2 separate regions of the Homo sapiens genome follow, and region 1 is linked to region 2. Evidence: read pairs that join two places in POLR2A ChIA-PET (ENCODE). Cell type or tissue: Panc1. All regions are shown on one strand. Each heading gives the region's core, and the rest is flanking DNA. Links, peaks and the distances in the headings are about the cores only.

Region 1 (6,172 bases), core at 876-4,875, 140 kb after region 2:
AGCAATTGTGAATGGAGTTCACTCATGATTTGGCTCCTGTTTGTCTGTTATTGGTGAATAGGAATGTTTATGATTTTTGCACATTGATTTTGTATCCTGAGACTTTGTTGAAGTTGCTTATCAGCTTAAGGAGATTTTGGGCTGAGATGATGGGGTTTTGTAAATATACAATCATGTCATCTGCAAACAGGGACAATTTGACTTCCTCTTTTCCTAATTGATTACCCTTTATTTCCTTCTCCTGACTAATTGCCCTGGCCAGAACTTCCAACACTATGTTGCATAGGAGTGGTGAGAGAGGGCATCCTTGTCTTATGCCAGTTTTCAAAGGGAATGCTTCCAGCTTTTGCCCATTCGGTATGATATTGGCTGTGGGTTTGTCATAAATAGCTCTTATTATTTTGAGATATGCCCCATCAATACCTAGTTTATTGAGAGCTTTTAGCATGAAAGGTTGTTGAATTTTGTTGAAGGCCTTTTCTGCATCTATTGAGATAATCATGTGGTTTTTGTCTTTGGTTCTGTTTATATGATGGATTATGTTTATTGATTTCCATATGTTGAACCAGCCTTGCATCCCAGGGATGAAGCCAACTTGATCGTAGTGGATAAGCTTTTTGATGTACTGCTGGATTCAGTTTCCCAGTATTTTATTGAGGATTTTTGCATCGATGTTCATCAGCGATACTGATCTAAAATTCCTTTTATTGTGTCTGTGCCAGGCTTTGGTATCAGGATGATGTTGGCCTCATAAAATGAATTAGGGAGGATTTCCTCTTTTTCTATTGATTGGAATAGTTTCAGAAGGAATGGTACCAGCTCCTCCTTTTACCTCTGGTAGAATTTAGCTGTGAATCCGTCTGGTCCTGGACTTTTTTTGGTTGGTAGGCTATTAATTATTGCCTCAATTTCAGAACCTGTTATTGGCCTATTCAGGGATACAACTTCTTCCTGGTTTAGTCTTGGGAGGGTGTATGTGTCCAGGAATTTATCGATTTTTTCTAGATTTTTTAGTTTATTTGCGTAGAGGTGTTTACAGTGTTCTCTGATGGTAGTTTGTATTTCTGTGGGATCGGTGGTGAGATCCCCTTTATTTATTTATTCATTTATTTATTTTGCATCTATTTGATTCTTCTCTCTTTTCTTCTTTATTAGTCTTGCTAGCGATCTATCAATTTTGTTGATCTTTTCAAAAAACCAGCTCCTGGATTCATTGATTTTTTGAAGGGTTTTTTTTGGCTCTATCTCCTTCAGTTCTGCTCTGATCTTAGTTATTTCTTGCCTTCTGCTAGCTTTTGAATGTGTTTGCTCTTGTTTTTTAGTTCTTTTTTTTGAGATGGAGTCTTGCTCTGTTCCCCAGGCTGGAGTGCAGTGGCGTGATCTCGGCTCACTGCAACCTCCACCTCCTGGGTTCACGCCATTCTCCTGCCTCAGCCTCCCGAGTACCTGGGACTACAGGCACCCACCACGTCTGGCTAATTTTTTATGTTTTCAGTAGAGACAGGATTTCACTGTGTTAGCCAGGAAGGTCCTGATCTCCTGACCTCGTGATCCACCTGCCTTGGCCTCCCAAAGTGCTGGGATTACAGATGTGAGCCACCGTGCCCAGCGAATTTTCTAGTTCTTTTAGTGGTGATGTTAGGGTGTCAATTTTAGATCTTTCCTGCTTTCTCTCGTGGGCATTTAGTGCTACAAATTTCCCTCTACACACTGCTTTAAATGTCCCAGAGATTCTTGTACATTGTGTCTTTGTTCTCATTGGCTTCAAAGAACATCTTTATTTCTGCCTTCATTTCGTTATGTACTCAGTAGTCATTCAGGAGCAGGTTGTTCAGTTTCCATGTAGTTGAGCGGTTTTGAGTGAGTTTCTTAATCCTTCGTTCTAGTTTGATTGCACTGTGGTCTGAGAGACAGTTTGTTATAATTTCTGTTCTTTTACATTTGCTGAGGAGTGCTTCACTTCCAACTATGTGGTCAATTTTGGAATAAGTGTGATGTGGTGCTGAGAGGAATGTATATTCTGTTGATTTGAGGTGGAGAGTTCTGTAGATGTCTATTAGGTCCGCTTGGTGCAGAGCTGAGTTCAATTCCTGGATATCCTTGTTAACTTCCTGTCTCATTGATCTGTCTAATGTTGACAATGGGGTGTTAAAGTCTCCCTTATTATTGTGTGGGCGTCTAAGTCTCTTTGTAGGTCTCTAAGGACTTGCTTTATGAATCTGGGTGCTCCTGTATTGGGTGCATATATATTTAGGATAGTTAGCTCTTCTTCTTGAATTGATCCCTTTACCATTATGTAATGGCCTTCTTTGTCTCTTTTGATCTTTGTTGGTTTAAAGTCTGTTTTATCAGAGACTAGGATTGCAACCCCTGCATTTTTTTGTTTTCCATTTGCTTGGTAGATCTTCCTCCATCCCTTTATTTTAAGCCTATGTGTGTCTCCGCACGTGAGATGAGTCTCCTGAATACAGCACAGTGATGGGTCTTGACTCTTCATCCAATCTGCCAGTCTGTGTCTTTTAATTGGAGCATTTAGCCCATTTACATTTAAAGATAATATTGTTATGTGTGAATTTGATGCTGTCATTATGATGTTAGCTGGTTATTTTGCTCGTTAGTTGATGCAGTTTCTTCCTAGCATTGATGGTCTTTACAATTTGGCATGTTTTTGCAGTGGCTGGTACCAGTTGTTCCTTTCCATGTTTAGTGCTTCCTTCAGGAGCTCTTTTAGGGCAGGCCTGGTCGTGACAAAATGTCTCAGCATTTGTTTGTCTGTAAAGTATTTTATTTCTCCTTCACTTATGAAGCTTAGTTTGGCTGGATATGAAATTCTGGGTTGAAAATTCTTTTCTTTGAGAATGTTGAATATTGGCCCCCACTCTCTTCTGGCTTGTAGAGTTTCTGCCGAGAGATCTGCTGTTAGTCTGATGGGCTTCCCTTTGTGGGTAACCCGACCTTTCTCTCTGGCTGCCCTTAACATTTTTTCCTTCATTTCAACTTTGGTGAATCTGACAATTATATGTCTTGGGGTTGCTCTTCTCAAGGAGTATCTTTGTGGTATTCTGTGTATTTCCTGAATTTGAATGTTGGCCTGCCTCACTAGGTTGGGGAAGTTCTCCTAGATAATATCCTGAAGAGTGTTTTCCAACTTGGTTCCATTCTCCCCATCACTTTCAGGTACACCAATCAGATGTAGATTTAGTCTTTTCACATAGTCCCATATTTCTTGGAGGCTTTGTTTGTTTCTTTTTACTCTTTTTTCTCTAAACTTCTTTTCTCGCTTCATTTCATTCATTTGATCTTCAATCACTGATATCCTTTCTTCCACTTGATCAAATCGGCTACTGAAGCTTGTGCATGCATCACATAGTTCTCGTGCCATGGTTTTCAGCTCCATCAGGTCATTTAAGGACTTCTCTACACTGTTGATTCTAGTTAGCCATTCGTCTAATTTTTTTCAACGTTTTTAGCTTCTTTGTGATGGGTTCGAACATCCTCCTTTAGCTTAGAGAAGTTTGTTATTACTGATCTTCTGAAGGCTTCTTCTCTCAACTCGTCAAATTCATTCTCCATCCAGCTTTGTTCCATTGCTAGTGAGGAGCTGTGTTCCTTTGGAGGAGAAGAGGCACTCTGATTTTTAGAATTTTTGGCTTTTCTGCTCTGGTTTCTTCGCATCTTTGTGGTTTTTACCTACCTTTGGTCTTTGATGATGGTGATGTACAGATGGGGTTTTGGTGTGGATGTCCTTTTTGTTTGTTAGTTTTCCTTCTAACAGTCAGGACCCTCAGCTGCAGGTCTGTTGGAGTTTGCTGGAGGTCCACCCCAGACCCTGTTTGCCTGGGTATCACCAGCAGAGGCTGCAGAACAGCAAATATTGCAGAACGGCAGATGTTGCTGCCTGATACTTCCTCTGGAAGCTTCGTCTCAGAGGGGCACCTGGCTGTATGAGGTGTCAGTTGGCCCCTATTGGGACGTGTCTCCCAGTTAGGCTACTCGGGTTCAGGGACCCACTTGAGGAGGCAGTCTGTCCGTTCTCAGATCTCAAACTCCGTGCTGGGAGAACCACTACTCTCTTCAAAGCTGTCAGATAGGGATGTTTACATCTGCAGAAGTTTCTGCTGCCTTTTGTTCAGCTACACCCTGCCCCCAGAGGTGCAGTCTACAGAGGCAGGCAGGCCTCCTTGAGCTGTGGTGGGCTCCACCCAGTTTGAGCTTCCCAGCCACTTTGTTTACCTACTCAAGCCTCAGCAATAGTGGACGCCCCTCCCCCAGCCTCACTGCCACCTTGCAGTTTGATCTCAGACTGCTGTGTTAGCAGTGAGTGAGGCTCCATGGCATGGGACCCTCCGAGCCAGGCGCAGGATATAATCTCCTGGTGTGCCACTTGCTAAGGCCATTGGAAAGGCACAGTATTAGGGTGGGAGCGCCCCAATTTTCCAGGTACTGTCTGTCACAGCTTCCCTTTGCTAGGAAAGGGAATTCCAGACCCCTTGCGCTTCCCGTGTGAGGTGATGCCCCACCCTGCTCTGTGGGCTGCACCCATTGTCTGATAAGCCCCAGTGAGATGAACCCGGTACCTCAGTTGGAAATGCAGAAATCACCCGTCTTCTGCACTGCTCATGCTTGGAGCTACAGAATGGAGCTGTTCCTATTTGGCCATCTTGGAACCTCCTTTATTTTTATTTTTATTTTTTGCTTAGTCTTGCTTTGGCTATGTGGGCTCTGTTTTGGATTCAAGAATTTGGTGTCAATGTGGTGAAAAGGGAGCACTTTTACACTCCTAATGGGACTATAAACTTGTACAACCACTATGGAAAACAGTATGGAGATTCCTTAAAGAACTATAAGTAGAAGTGCCATTTGATCCAGCAATCCCACTACTGGGTATCTACCCAGAAGAAAAGAAGTCATTACATGAAAAAGACACTTCTACATGCATAGAACTAGCCTAAATGCCCATCAACCAAGGAGTTGATAAAGAAAATGTGGTATATATATATATTATACGCACACACACACACACACACACACACATACACACACACCCTGGAATACTACTCGCTCATAATAAGAAAAAAAATAATAGCATTCGCAGCAACTTGGATGGAGCTGGAGACCATTATTCTAAGTGAAGTAACTCAGAAATGGAAAATCACTTATGTTTTCACTTATAAGTGGGAGCTAAGCTATGAGGACACAAAGGCATATGAATGATATAATGGACTTTGCGGATTCAGGGGAAGGGTAGGAGGGGGGCAAGGAATAAAAGAATACATACTGTGTACAGTGTACACTGCTTGAGTGATGGGTGCACCAAAATCTCCGAAATCACCACTAAATAACTTATCCATATAACCAAAAACCACCTGTTCTCCCGAAACTATTGAAATATAATTAAATTTAATCTAATTTAAAAAGAAGAACTAATACTAATCCTTCACAAACTCTTCTAAAAATTCAAAGAGGAGGGAATACTTTCTAACTCATTTTATGAGTCCAGCATTACCCTGATACTAAAGCAAAACAAGCACACTACAAAAAGAAAATAACAGGAAATAACAGGACAATATCCCTAATGAACATAGATGCAAAAATCTTCAACATAATAGTACCAAATTGAATTTAACAGCATGTTAAAAGGATCATTTACCATTATTAAGTGGGATGTATTACTGGAATGCAAGTGTAGTTCAACCTATGCAAATCAATAAACATAATACACCATTTTAATGGAATAAATGACAAAAAACTATATGGTCATCTCAATAGATGCAGAAAGACATTTGACAAAATTTAACATCTTTTTAAAATAAAAACTATCAACAATTAAGTATATATAAAATACATCTTTACATAATTAAAGGGCATATATGACAAGCCCACAGCTAACATCATACTCCATTGTGAAAAATTAAAAGATATTTCTAATTTCAGGATCAAAACAAGGATATTCACTCTCACCATTTTTAGTCAACATAGTACTGAAAGTTCTAGCCATAGCAATTAGGCTAAAAAAAATTAAAGGTACCCAAATTGGAAAGAAAAAGGTTAAATTGGCTCTGCAGACAACTTGATTTTAGATACAGAAAACCATAAAGTCTTAACCAAAAAACTGTTACAAATAATCAATTAATTCAGTAAATTTACAGGATACCAAAACAACATACAAAAA
Region 2 (6,172 bases), core at 740-4,739:
CCAGGGGCTCTGGGAGTGGCTGCCAGGTGAGTTGAACAGTCCGATTTTCAGTGGTGTCCTACACAGATGGGACGTGGCTTAGGAGGAATCCCAGGCTGCAGGCATTCCTTGGCCCAGTGGCCAGATTTCCAGCATGTGTAGCAAGCTCCTGGGGGAGGAGGTTCTGGAGGAATGCCTGGCTGCTGCGTTTCAGACGTTTGGAAGTTCTTGTGTGCTGGAGATGTGGCTGGGGTTTGTCTCACAGTGGAGGCAAAGAATTGCAACTTTTTTCTGTTATTGTACACCTTGAAGGTGAGGTTAATGAAGTCCTGTTGTGGGGTTTGAGGGCCAGATTCCAATTTTTGGAGTTTTATTTAATGTCAGGAGCAGATTGGGTAATAAAATGTATATTGAGAATAAGACGGCCTTTTGACCTTTTAGGGTCTAGGGCTGTAAAGTGTCCCAGGGTTGCTGCCGAACGAGCCATGAACTGGGCTGGATTTTTATATTTGATGAAAAAGAGCCTAAACACTTCTGATTTGGGAGAAAGAAAAAGGAGCGTTAACCTTGATTATGTCTTTAGCTCCAGGAACCTTTTTAAGAGTAAATTGCTGGGCAGGTGGGGGAGGGCTAGTCAAGGAAAGAAACTGTAAGCCGGACCAGGTGTGAGGAGGGGAGGTGATAAAAGGATTATAGGGTGGAGGAGCAGAGGCTGAGGAAGAATTGGGACCTAGCTCAGCCTGGCGAGGAGCAGCCTGGGGAGGAGGGGAGAGGTCAGATGGGTCTGTAGAAAAGGAAGATTAGAAAGACTCAGCGACGCTTGGGGTTGGTACTGACGGGACAGGCGGGAGGGAAAGAAGGAAGATTTGGGACGAGTTGCACTGGGCACAGAGACTAGGGAGGGACTGATGTGTAAAAGAATGCCTGGATGTCAGGCATCTCAGACCGTTTGCCTATTTTACGACAAGAATTATTTAGATTTTGCAGGATGGAAAAATTCAAAGTGCCATTTTCTGGCTATTTGGAACTACTGTCGAGTTTGTATTGGGGTCAAGCGGCATTGCAGAAGAAAATAAGGCATTTAGGTTTTAGGTCAGGTGTGAGTTGAAGAGGTTTTAAGTTTTTGAGAACACAGGCCAAGGGAGTAGAAGGAGGAATGGAGGGTGGAAGGTTGCCCATAGTGAAGGAAGCAAGCCTAGAGAAAAGAGAGAGTAGAGAAATGGAGGGAAGGGGTTCGGGGGTTCTTACCTTCCAGAAAAGTGGGAAAAGGGGTTGGGGCACAGAGATAAGAGGTTGGGGTGCGGAAATAAGGGATTGGGGTGCAGAGATATAAGAGGTTGGGGCACGGAAATAAGGGATTGGGGGTTCTTACCCCATAGAAAAGCGGGACTTGCCGCTAAGGGTGAAGGAGAAGGGGTTGAGGGGTACTTGCCCCTGTCCCAGAAAAGCAGAGAAGGGGTAGAGACAAGGAGAGAAGGGGTTGGGGTACTTGCCCCTTCCCCAGAAAAGCGGGACTTGCTGCTAAGGGTGAAGGACCAAGGCAGGTGTCCCTGTGTGGTCTGACACCCTTGAAACGTGAGTGTATAATCAGAGAGGTGTCCCTGCAATGATTAAACACCAAGGGAAGGCTGCCTTCCCAGTCCGTGACCGGCGCAGGAGTTTTGGGTCCATGGATAAAATGTGTCTCCTTTGTCTTTCCCAGAAAATGAAAGGAATAGAAATTAAGAAAAGGGAGAGATTGAAGAGTGGAAAGGAGAAAGTGGTTGAGGGACAGTGAGAGAGGTTGGAGAAGAGAGTAAGAAGAGGACACTTACCTGATTTAAAATTGGTGAGATGTTCCTTGGGCTGGTCGGTCTGAGGACCTGAGGTCATAGGTGGATCTTTCTCACGGAGCAAAGAACAGGAGTACAGGGGATTGATCTCCCAAGGGAGGTCCCCCGATCCGAGTCACGGCACCAAATTTCATGCGCGTCTGTATGAAGAGACCACCAAACAGGCTTTGTGTGAGCAACATGGCTGTTTATTTCACCTGGGTGCAGGCGGGCTGAGTCCGAAAAGAGTCAGGAAAGGGAGATAAGGGTGGGGCCGTTTTATAGGATTTGGGTAGGTAAAGGAAAATTGCAGTCAAAGGGGGTTTGTTCTCTGGCGGGCAGGAGTGGGGGGGTCGCAAGGTGCTCAGTGGGGGTGATTTTTGAGCCAAGATGAGCCAGGAAAAGGACTTTCACAAGGTAATGTCATCAGTTAAGGCAAGGACCGGCCATTTACACTTCTTTTGTGGTGGAATGTCATCAGTTAAGGTGGGGCAGGGCATATTCACTTCTTTTGTGATTCTTCAGTTGCTTCAGGCCATCTGGGCGTATATGTGCAAGTCACAGGGGATGCGATGGCTTGGCTTAGGCTCAGAGGCCTGACACAAGTTATATGATGAAAGATGCAAATTAGAAAATATCAGCCAAAATGTTTGAACACTGACTTAGCATGTTTATGCACTATATTTCTCGCATATATGCAAAGTTTTGGCTTAACTGTTTCCAGAGCAATATACTTTAAATTTTAAAATACACTCCTTATAAAAATGAGGTACTTATAATGCTTAACATTAAAATATATCCCTAAATACTAAAGAACTTATCATCAAAATCTGTCCCACCTGTCCCATCTCCCCATCCTTCTCTCTTGAGATTTCATTTGCTCCAGAGGTTTTCTGTGATAGAACCAGAGTTCTCATTCTATATTTGACCACACCAAAGTATAGGTAAAGGTGAGGGTGATCCATTTCACATCACCACCCTATCAGATGTCCAGAGATCCATTTGCCTTTTTGCGGTCTTATGAACAGTTGTATGGGGAGTGGTGATCCAGATGGTCTCAAATAGGATGGTGGTGTCTGCTGTCAAAAGGAAGTCCACATCAGAAGCTGCCTTCCCCTAAGAAGGAGCACGTTTTTCTCACTCAACTAGAGCCTGAGCTGTGCTTCTTTGGAGGTTCCTGTTGCCCCTTCAGCTCTCACATCACTTCAGGGCACTGATAGCAGAAGATGCTGGCTTGAGTAGAGGTTAGTGGTGGCCCAAGGCAGAGCAGCTTTTTTTTTTCATGGTTTGGCCCCTTCCTTCTTTTTTTTTTTTTTTTGACACCCAGGCTGCTTGCTTGCTTGCTCTGCTACCCAGGCTGGAGTGCAGTGGCACGATCTCAGCTCACTGCAACCTCCGACCTCGGGTTCAAGAGATTCTCAAGCCTCAGCCTCCTGAGTAGGTGGGATTACAGGCAAGTGCCATCATGGCCACCTAATTTTTGTATTTTTATTAGAGATGGGGTTTTATCATGTTGGCCAGGCTCTTGATCTCAAGTGATCCACCCGCCTTGGCTTCCCAAAGTGCTGGAATTACAAGCATGAGCCACCACGCCCGGCCAGCTTGGCCCCTTCCTATTAGTCATACTTAACAGAGGCCTTTCTGATTTCTCTCTTTTTCTCGATACTTCCTCCCTGACCCTTGCCTGCATTCCTGGGAATTTATTTCTAGTCTTTGGGAAGGGGAAGACCACTTTTATATACAAGATTTTCTTTAAAAAAATCCTTTTTGTTTGTGGCATGATATTTCTCTGAGTAGAGACCTTTTTCTTTTTTCTTTTTCTTTTATGCTTTTACTATGAAATTAGAAAATTAACATGGAATAATCTAGCTGAGTGAACAGCAATGTATTGGAAGCATAGAGGCATAAGGAAAACACACACAAATAAGTGTAAGTTTATTCTTCCAAAATAAAATCCTGCTACATCTACATGCTCCTAAATAGTATACCATTTCTGCCATTTTTAAATTTATGGAACTGCTTTTTATTCTAATTAGAGCTTAGAAGTCAATTCATACACATCAGGACTATCAACTCTTCCCCTCTTACGAATTTCCTCATTTTTTAAACTTGAGAGATAACACAAATAAAGTGCACAAATTATAAGTACTTGATGAATTTTTTATTCATGCATACACCCATACAGTTATTAACCAGTTTGAGATACAGACTGTTCCTAGAACCAACAAAGCCTCCTTCATGCCTCGTGTCTATTAATAATTATTCTTTTAGCCTTAAGAAAACCACTATTCTGATGTCTAACTTTGTAAATCATTTTTGCCTCTTTGTGGACATCATGTAAGTGAAATAATGAAGTACATATTCTTTGCATCTGCATCCTTTCTCTCAGCTTAAAGTCTGTGATACTTTTTTAAATTTTATTTTAAAGTCAGGGGTACATGTGCAGAATGTGCATGTTTGCTACAGAGGCAAACATGTGCCATGGTGGTTTGCTGCACAGATCATCCCATCACCTAGGTATCAAGGCCAGAATCCCTTAGACATTTTCCCTGATACTCTCCCTCCTCCCCACCCACCCTCTGACAGGCCCCAAGGTATGTTGTTCCCCACAATGTGTCCATGTGTTCTCATCATTCAGCTCCGTCTTATAAGTGAGACCATGCGGTGTTTTGTTTTCTGTTCCTGCATTAGTTTGCCGAGGATAATGGCCTCCAGCTCCATCATGTCCCTGCGAAGGACACGATCTTGTTTCTTTTTATGGCTGCATTGTATTCCATGGTATATATGTACCACATTTTCTTTATCCAGTCTCTCACTGATGGGCATTTAGGTTGATTCCATATGTCTGTTATTGTGAATAGTATTTCAGTGAACTTACATGTGCATGTATCTTCATAATGGAATGATTTACATTCCTTTGGATATATACCCAGTAATGGGATTTCTGGGTCAAATGGTATTTCTGCCTCTAGGTCTTTGAGGAGTCACTACACTGTTTTCCACAATGGTTGAACTAATTTACATTCCCATCAACAGTGTAAAAGCGTTTCTTTTTCTCCACAACTTTGCCAGCATCTGTTGTTTTTTTGACTTTTTAACAATAGCCATTCTGACTGGTGTGAGATAATATCTTGTGGTTTTGCTTTGCATTCTTCTAATGATCAGTGATGTTGAGCTTTTTTTCATATGTTTGTTGGCCGCATGTAAGTCTTCTTTTGAGAAATGTCTGTTCATATCATTTTCCCACTTTTTAATGGGGTTGTTTCTTTCCTGTAAATTTGTTTAAGTTCTGTGTAGATGCTGGACATTAGACGATGGTCAGATAGTTGGATTGCAAAACTATTCTCCCATTCCATAGGTTATCTGTTCACTCTGATAATAGTTTCCTTTGCTGTGCAGAAGCTCTTTAGTTTAATCAGGTTTGTCAATTTTTTGTGTCAATTTTTGGTTTTGTCACAATTGCTTTTGACATCTTCATCATGAAGTCTTTGCTCATGCCTATGTGTGATACTTTTTATTACCAGTAGAATTCCATTATATGAATATACAACAATTTGCTTCTATTGTTCTACTCGTGATGGCCACTTTAGTTATTACCTATTTTTTAATATTATGAATAAAACTTCTCTAAACATTTTTATTTTTCTTGTACATGTACGCTTTTAGTGGATATGTATCCTCATTTCCCTTACATGCATATTGAAAAAATAAATTTCTAAGTCATAGTGGAGGCATGTATTTAGATCTAGAAGGTAATCCCAAACAGTTTTCCAAAGTGCTGGGAAAAATGTATAATTTTACCAGTGGTTTTATATGACTCTCTGTTGCAGAAACCAGCCAAATTGTCCCACAGAACTGATGTTTATTGTTTCTTTTAAACAAACATAGAAATTGACCCTCTCAGTCTTAAAACTTGAGAAACCTACATTTGTCTAATCTGAGTTTCCTTCCTAGGAAACCAACCATCAGACCTCCCAGAAAGTATCAAGGAACTGAAACTTACCAGATCACCACATCTGGACTATGAGAGCCAGACACCTAACCCATCATAGTTGCCTAACCAACCACCTGCTTCCTGTTGACCAACTCCTCTTCCTTACCCCTCCCTAATTCCTATTTTCCCACATACAGTTACATTTTTTTTTTCCTGCTACATAAACCTCTAATTTTAGTCAATTGAGGAGATGAATTTGAGACTGACTTCCCATCTCCTCAGCTGCGGCACCCAAATAAACCCTTCTTCTCTGGCAACACTTGTCTCAGTGGTTTGCTTTCTGTGCAGTAAGCAATGGCTGTTTCAGTAACATTGCCTGCTTCCTTGCCAACACTTCTATTGTTGATCTTTTTTTTTTTTAAGCTTCACATATTTTGGGCCATATTAT

Evidence for each region. ChIA-PET counts read pairs that join two places held together with the same protein. Peaks named below come from ENCODE experiments on the same cell type or tissue, not always from the same donor. Only the 100,000 strongest peaks of a DNase experiment are listed, where the experiment ranks them.
Region 1: POLR2A ChIA-PET joins it to region 2 with 5 read pairs; 4 of 35 experiments call an interaction of 5 or more read pairs at or near these places.

The regions. Positions count from the first base shown.
Region 1 is chr12:10,474,423-10,480,594 of GRCh38, forward strand. No RefSeq gene overlaps it. Among named protein-coding and RNA genes, the nearest start is that of KLRC1, 24 kb to the left of the region's middle. In Panc1, for the core only: no CTCF peak of the experiment used is centred there; no DNase peak of the experiment used is centred there.
Region 2 is chr12:10,336,252-10,342,423 of GRCh38, forward strand. It overlaps LINC02617 (long intergenic non-protein coding RNA 2617), which reads right to left and starts at 2,041. Exons shown (of 3, transcript NR_159946.1): 1 at 1,794-2,041; 2 at 1-58. RefSeq lists enhancers at 1,777-2,355, 2,356-2,935. In Panc1, for the core only: no CTCF peak of the experiment used is centred there; no DNase peak of the experiment used is centred there; H3K27ac peaks cover 331 bases.